Regions from separate parts of the Homo sapiens genome. Here region 1 is linked to region 2. The links are chromatin loops, found by intact Hi-C in ENCODE. Cell type or tissue: ascending aorta. All regions are shown on one strand. Region 1 overlaps MYLK (myosin light chain kinase). Region 2 overlaps MYLK (myosin light chain kinase).

Region 1 (4,000 bases), 110 kb before region 2:
CCTTAGTACCCTCTAATCCTCCATATGAGAAAACCAAGTAACCACAGAAGAAATGCTCACAAACATGAATAGACAGCCCTGAGTTTTCACCACAATGAGTTTTGGAAATGGCACCAAAGAGGGTCACTCTAAGGAGAGAATCGCATTCTTGACACAGTAACCACATTTAATTGGAGGTTGTATTCTTGAACAAAAGCCCGGTATCAAATAAATCAAGGGTATAACCAACAACTTGTCATAAAAATAAAGATATAGTCACCATAACCCCTATAATAATTTTAAATAGTAAAACTGTGCTCCAGCTTCATAAAATGTCCTCAAAAACCTTTATGGCCTCAAAAGGCCTTTAAAAGGAATGAGGGCTCATTCTGTGCTTGCTGAAGGTTGAGGAGAAAGCTGAGCTGCAGGCAGGCAGTCGCTTGGCCACTGCATTCTACCTGCCTGTCTCACTTGAGAGGCAGTTTCCAGAACCTGGTGCTGCCTTGAGATTTACTTAATGACTAAAAGCAAAACATCTGTTAGAGCACTAAACATTTTGGTTTTTCTCTAACATATATCAAGGGCTTTCAACTTATCCTCAGTTGCTTAGGACGGGCTACCATAGCCTGTGCTCAGAGCAGGGGCAAATTCTTTGTCCCTATAGGTCCTCCAAGACTCAAAGCAACATATCCATCTTCTCCAAGCTTGGTGAGTAGCAGAAAGGGGGTGATTGTGCTGATTCTGCAGATCTGCCGCATGTCTTTTTTGTCTGGCAGGGCCTGGCGCAATGCACACACTACAAACCCACACAGCTGCAGGGCACAGCTGCGGTGGCCCAACCGCAGATAGGTCACATGAGCAGGAAGAAGGAACTGAGGCTCTGCCCACATCAGGGATGGAGGAAGACCAGGAAGGAGAGAAAGCAGGATTGAGCTGAGGCCAGGGAGAAAACAGACTGCCCAGCAGGACACTGGGGATTGGGAAGATGCACCAAGAAGATATGAGCAGTGAGCTGAAGAATCTTTAGGGCTGGGAACAACAGACCCGAGGGGTTGCCACTGAGTATTTACTTGATTGTTAAGTAACTGAAGGGATGCTGGGAAAGGCTGGGCCTGGAGGAGGGGACATTAAGGAATTCTTCTAGATGGACATCTCCCCTAAGCTGACAAAGCCTCATTCTGCAACACTGTCTATGTATTCATGATTGTTGCCTGCCTGCCTGTAACACATTACTGTGAACTTCTTACCCTGTTACAAGTGTTGTTTCTCCTATGATAAAAGACTAGAAGAGGACTGGTGATTAAAAACTGAAAAATAGTAGGAAATAAAACCAATGGTGCTGAGGGATTAGCTGAAGAAGAATCAATCTTCTTCTGCCCCATCTCCAAGTATAAGCTCACTCAGATAATAAATGGACGTGGTTGCACAAAAAAAAAAAAGAAGGAAAACATTAACACCCCAAACAAATCAGACCACAGAAAATGTCTATAAAACTTACCTCATGGGTATGTTATGAGGGTGAAGAGTGAAGGGTGAGCCAGGGGCATGGCATGACCAAGCTTCAGAGCCTGCGTCTGTGTCAGCAACTGGCACTCAGCCCCATAAGCAGGCAGGCACTTAATTAAGGCTTTGAATAATCCCATTGCCAACAGTCAAAAGCCTTAACTGAACCCACAGAACCCATCAGGAAGAGACCATACCAACTAAAAACAGCAATTAGTGAGAGGCTTAAACTGCTGGATGCTCCCCACCCCCATGTCCAACTTGTAAACCAATGAGGACAAAAGTGCTTCCGTGTAAATAAAACCAGAATGCAGAGAATTGTTCCTCTCAATGGCTCAGCAAATGCCATGTGGGTCTCCAGGGACAGATGCTCAAAGTCTCTTTCTCTGTGATCAGCCACTCTCACTTCCTATGGCATGCTTTCTTTTCCTATGACCCGAGACATAGGAATCCCTGCACCTCGACATCTGCAAGGCTGAGGACTTGTTTCTGTCACTGAAAACACAAGGCAAGTTATAGCTCCGTAGCTGGGGGTTACAATTCAAGCCCTTCTGGACCGCTTAATCAAAAAGATCTATTTCCTTTTATCTAGACCAACCTTATCAACACATGCAACTTTTTGATTCCCTTTTAATGATATAAGCATCTAAAACCCTTTGGAGCAGCCAAACAAAGATACAGATTTTTCTTTCTTTCTTTCTTTCTTTTTTTTCTGAGACACGTTCTCACTCTGTTGCCCAGGCTAGAGTGCAGTGGCACAATCAGCTCATTTTGCAGCCTCGAACTCCTGGGCTCAGGTGATTCTCCTACTTTAACCTCCCAAGTAGCTGGGACTATAGGCATATGCCACTATGCCCAGCTAATTTTTTGTACTTTTGTAGAAATGGGGTCTTTCCATGTTGCCCAGGCTGGTCTTGAACTTCTGGTCTCAAAAGATCTGCCTGCCTTGGCTTCCCAAAGTGCTAGGATCATAAGCATGAGACACTGTGCCTGGCCAAAGACATAGAATTTTAAGTGTGATGGGCAACTTCTCACGTTGATACCTTCCTTGTTCCCCCAAATGCATTGTTTTCATAGCAAAACAGATGTCCTTCTGGTTTAACTCCCAGCCCTTCTGGGATAGTTGTGGGGCTCCAGGCTTTCCAGAACCTCTACACAAAACTTTGGGGTTCTGGCTGTACTCTCACCATGGGTCTCCACGGATACTGTGTCTTCAGCTGGAGGAGCAAGCCCAGGAGATCACTCTTCTGTGGCAGCTCTCCAGTTTCTGCTACCAAATAGAGATGCACTCTCAGACATATTAAGTATTAATGAGAGGCATGTGGCATTGCAGAGGTTTAACAAATTAATGCTGTGGTTTGACGTGGTTTTGATTTGCTAGGCTCTCCTGCCTGCCAGTGTAAGCAGCATTCCTCTCCTTTGGAGGAAGTGCCTCCTCCCTTTCCACCCATTATGTGTTAGACCCGGTGGGGATGCCAATTGGTAAAATGCCTCCTGGCCAAAGCACTTGGTCTCAAACAATAGGCATATGTTCCAAGCCAGCCAATGAGAGATCTTCCCTGCAACTTTATCTTTGAATATTGAGAGACCAAAGCTGTCTCTTTTCACAGAGACCCAAAACTGAGAAGATGTAAGACTTAGCCTATCTGCAGCCGTTCTCTCCCAAGCCCCATTATCTATTTTCTTGCCTCCTCCCAGAAGGAGGAAGCCATCTGGAGAATAAGAGCTGATATATACAGTGAAGAGAAGAAATGGAGACAGAGTTGACAGAGCTGTGGTAGACTCTGGACCCGCTCAGGTATATGAGACAATACATATCTTTTGCTTAACCTAGCTGGAGTTTCTGTCACCTGCAAAAAAAAGTCCCACCTACTTACTTCAGGAAGGTATATGGCCTTTGGAGTCAGACAGATCTATGTGTGGATGTGGGCTGCATCAATCATCAGCTGCCTGACATTGAGCAAGTTACTTATTTGGCTCTGAGTTTACGTAACTGCAAAGTGCAGATGATATCAGAATCTACTTCCATGGAGAAGTATGTATGTATGTATGTATGTATGTATTTATGAGACAGAGTCTTGCTCTTGTTGCCCAGGCTGGAGTGCAATGGTGTGATCTTGGCTCACCGCAACCTCCGCCTCCCGGGTTCAAGTGACTCTCCTGCCTCAGCCTCCCGAGTAGCTGGGATTACAGGCATGCACCACCACGCCCAGCTAATTTTGTATTTTTAGTTAAGCCAGGATTTCTCCATGTTGGTCAGGCTGGTCTTGAACTCCCGACCTAAGGTGATCCATCTGCCTCGGCCTCCCAAAGTGCTGGGATTACAGGCATGAGCCACCACGCCTGGCTGAGAAGTTTATAATTAACTGAGATAGCACATGTACAATACCACATTAATAGATTCTAAAGGTTAGACTTTTCCTCTCTTCTTTTCTTCAAAGTCAACAATTTTTTTTTTATAATGAGGTACCCTAAACTCCATTTCACTCCCAGCTCTGTTAATGGCATGAAACTACTT
Region 2 (4,000 bases):
TCATTATAACAGTGTTACTTATAATAGTGGAATTAAAAACTGAAAACATTAATTGTGGAACAATTAAAATAGAGTATCGTAATAATACCCAACATTTTCTGAGCACTTACTATGTGCCAGGCATTCCCCCAAGCACTTTGCTTGGATTCTCTCATCTAATCCTCACAAAAACTTTACAAGTTTGTTGTATTATCCCTGATTCTTTATAGATAAATAAACTTGTTCAAGGTCATACAGTGAGGAAGTAGCAAGTGAGCACTAATTTATACCCTGTGCTTAGTTTGACTTTATTGTGGCCACCTGATCTTGGACAAATTCCTTTTAACTTCCCTAAACTTTGGGCCATCAACTACAAAGTGGGAACAAGAACAATATCATAAGATTGACAAAGATTAAATGCAAAATGTACAAATAAACTGTAAAACATTATCCAAATGAGAAGTATTTATAGCAAAATAATAACTGAATATTTTATGTGGCAGGCCTAATTGCAGCCTATTTTACATGCCACGTTGAATAGCTGAAATTTTGTCTTTTAGGTAGCAGGGGATTAACATTGTTTTTAACCAGGGGTGTCACAATGAGATCTGTGTTTCAATACTGTTTTCAGGTACAATAATACAAGATTATCTCAGGGTGACAAAATTGGAACTTTATCTAGTTCTTGATCCTTAACAAGTTTTATGAGCTCTCCAGTAAAAGCCTTGGTCTGATTGTCCCAGAAGGCAATGAGGCCTCAGTCTGGGGTGAGCAGGGCGGCCTAGGAGCTGTAGTGCCCTTAACTCACAGACTCTGCAGGAAAGCAGGGTCCTCATCCCCTAACACGTGTGCAAAAGGGTCTTGAACCTTGTCAAGAGGAAAGCAGAAACCTCAGAACACATGAAAAGGTGGTGGTGTTCTGAAGGCAGTTGGAGGTGACTCTCCTCACTCCTCCCACACTGGGTAGTCATAAGGAGGGTTATTATTATCAACAGGTCCAAGAGGCCTTAAATTTTCCCATTAAATCCAAGGCAATTATGCAACTAATTCCTCTAAACCAGGACTGGCACAGCTCCAGGTTCCTATCCCAGTGAACCTGGCTGAACAATGAAAGACAAGAGGCCCAAACAACCTAAGGCATCATCCAGACCTAGGGTGGTCTTGCTCCAGAGCAGAATCAGAGGCTTGGCCCTTGAATCACCCCTCCCCATCTTTCAGCTCTGAAATATTCTAGGCAGGAAAAGGGGACCAGCACACCCTCTCCATATCCCAGTCTGCAAATGGATTCTCCCATGTTTTCAAGTCGTTTTGCACTTCTGTTGTCCACCACTCTGCTCACCTCTGTCAGCCCAGGAGAGAAAGTGAGGGACTTAACATACCCCTCACAACAATTCTGGGAAGTTGTTACATCTCCATTTTATAAGGGAGTGAACTGAAGTTCAGAGTAGTTAAATAATGTGCCCAGATTCACCCATCTAATAAGTTCTTGAGCTGGGATTGAAACCCAGGTCTGTTAGCTCCAGGACCTTCCCATCAACTGCCCACCCAGCCCTCCCAATCAATTAGGAAAATTGGCTAAGATGGACGATGAAATCTACCTGTGCAAAATCCATTTGTAATGCCTTGTCACATGGCTCTATCTAGTCCACACTCCACAGGCATGAAGGTCACTTAGGAGCCAGAAGGGCATGGACCCTCCTGCTCTGCCCCTTCCCACACACAGGCACACTCTTCTATAAAAGGATCTAGAAAGCCATGGTCCTGGAAAGGGGTCAATCAAGCCCTTTTAGAACACCAGCACTGGGCTGGCACCTGGAGGCCTGAATTCCTGAGCCTGCCAGCTATGGTGCCAACCACATCCCCCAGAAAAAGGACAGAGAGTAATTAGAAAGCAATGCCTCACAGACCAAACATGAGTCACATTTCTAAAAGAGTCTCAAAATGAAAGATCAGCCTGGGGCCTGCAGTGACAGCACTTGAGCCCAACTCCTCCACCCAACCTCCGTTTCTTCTAGGCTCCTGGGGGGACCAAAAAGGAAGCTGCAGCAGAGTACCACTGAAGGGCACAGGTGTTTCCACCCAGCCACAAAGGTTCACTAGCCATCTACCATATACCTGACAGGAGATCAGAGATGGCCCTATTGTGGCCCTACCCCTGAGAAGCTCATGGCTCAGTGACAATGCAAGCTGAGAAACAAAGACAGGGCCAGCACAGACCAGATGCTCTAAACCAAGTGGAATTTATCTCAAGAATACAACTTGTCTGGAACAGTTGAAAATCAATCAATGTAATTCACCACATTAGTAGACTAAAGCAGGTAGGTGTAGGCAAACTATGGCCCATGGGCCAAATCCAGCTTGTTGTCTATTTTTGTAAACCAGGTTTACTGAAACACATCCATGCCCATTCATTTACATGTTATCTACAGCTCCTTCCGTGCTCCAATGGCAGAGATGAATACCTGTGACAGAGATGGTATAGCCTGCAAAGTTGAAAATATTTTCTATCTGTATCTGCCTCTTTACAGAAAAAGTCCACCAGCTCCTGGTCTAAACTATTAGGAGAGAACCCTTTCATCCAACAAAACTGCAGGAACTCCAACTCCCTTTCCTCTCCTTTCTACAGACCATATTGGGAGGCAGATGAGCATTAGGGTCCTAGACTGTCAGGGTGGGAAGACCAGGCCACTGCTTCCCATGAAAGAAACAGTCCATGGTGTGACCGTTCGCCTCCTTCCCATTGGTCCCACCCCCAAGCAGAAGCCTCAGGGCTCCCTGCTGGTAAGGCTTTTACTAAAGCTCTCCTAATAAATGCTTAGAGGTAGGAAAACTGGTTCTACACCTCCATGTCCCCTTTCCCAACCCAACTGTCCCAGAAAAGGAGAACCCTAGAAATTATCAGAAAAGAAGAAAGGTCTCAAATCAATGATCTAAGCATTCACTTTAGCAAACTAGAAAAGGAAGAGCAACTGAACCCAAAACAAGCAGAATATATGATAAAGAAAAACCAATGAATCTGGAAACAAAAAACATTGAGAAAACTCAAACCAACAAACACCTGGTTCTTTGAAAGAACCAATAAAATTCACAAACTGCTAGCCAGATTGACCAAGAGCAAAAGAGAAGATACAAACTATAAATATCAGGAATAGAAAATGAGACATTACTACAATTCCTAAAGAAATTAAAAGGATAATAAGTTAATATTATGAACATTTATAAATATTCTGTCTTTTAGATTAAATAGACAAATTATCCCAAAGATACAAACTACCGAAAATCACTCAAGAAGAAACAAATAACCTGGACAGTCCTATATTTATTAAATAATTTAATTTGCTGTTGAAAATCATGCCGCAAAACAACTTCAGGCTCAGGTGTCACTGGCAAATTCTACTAAAACTTTCAGGAATAAATAACAACAGTTTTATGCAAACTCTTCCAGAAAATAGAAGAAGGAACACTTTCCAACTCATAAGGCTACCAATATACCCTGACACCAAAACCAGACAAAGACATCGGATCAATATCCTTCATGAATATAGACACAAAAAACTTCAATGAAATTGAGTAAACCAAATCCAGCAATATATAAAAAGATTAATAATATACCACAAGTGGAGTTTATTCTGGGAATGTAAGGCTGGTTAAACATTTGAAAATCAATTACTGTAATTCCACATATCAATAGACTAAAGCAAGGATCAGCAAACTATGACTGGGAAAACTATGACCAGCAGGCCAAATCCAACCTGCAGCCTGTTTTTGTAAATACAGCTTCCTGGAACACAGCCACATCCATTCACTTATCCATCTATTGTCTGTGGCCGCTTTCATGCTGCAATGGCAGAGCTGAATCACTGAGTAGAGGAGATTTATGAGAGTTGAGTAGAGAGTTGAATAAAGTACCTTATGGCCCACAAAGCCTAAAATATTTGTTATCTGGCTATTATGACCTGTTTTTAACTCCCAGAACACTTCTGACACCCAGCTATGTGGAGTTTTTTTCCTCATACCAACT

Evidence for each region. Hi-C counts contacts between places; a loop is a spot of excess contacts. Peaks named below come from ENCODE experiments on the same cell type or tissue, not always from the same donor. Only the 100,000 strongest peaks of a DNase experiment are listed, where the experiment ranks them.
Region 1: it touches region 2 in a loop (2.0-fold over the local background); 1 of 110 quality-filtered maps calls a loop at or near these places.

Annotation. Positions count from the first base shown.
Region 1 is chr3:123,756,647-123,760,646 of GRCh38, forward strand. All of the region lies in intron 4 of MYLK (myosin light chain kinase), which reads right to left. Among named protein-coding and RNA genes, the nearest start is that of MYLK-AS2, 69 kb to the left of the region's middle. In ascending aorta, no CTCF peak of the experiment used is centred here; DNase peaks (open chromatin) are centred at 755 and 1,555; H3K27ac peaks cover 3,563 bases.
Region 2 is chr3:123,868,350-123,872,349 of GRCh38, forward strand. The region is part of intron 2 of MYLK (myosin light chain kinase); the gene reads right to left. Among named protein-coding and RNA genes, the nearest start is that of MYLK, 14 kb to the right of the region's middle. In ascending aorta, no CTCF peak of the experiment used is centred here; DNase peaks (open chromatin) are centred at 1,060 and 1,842; H3K27ac peaks cover 4,000 bases.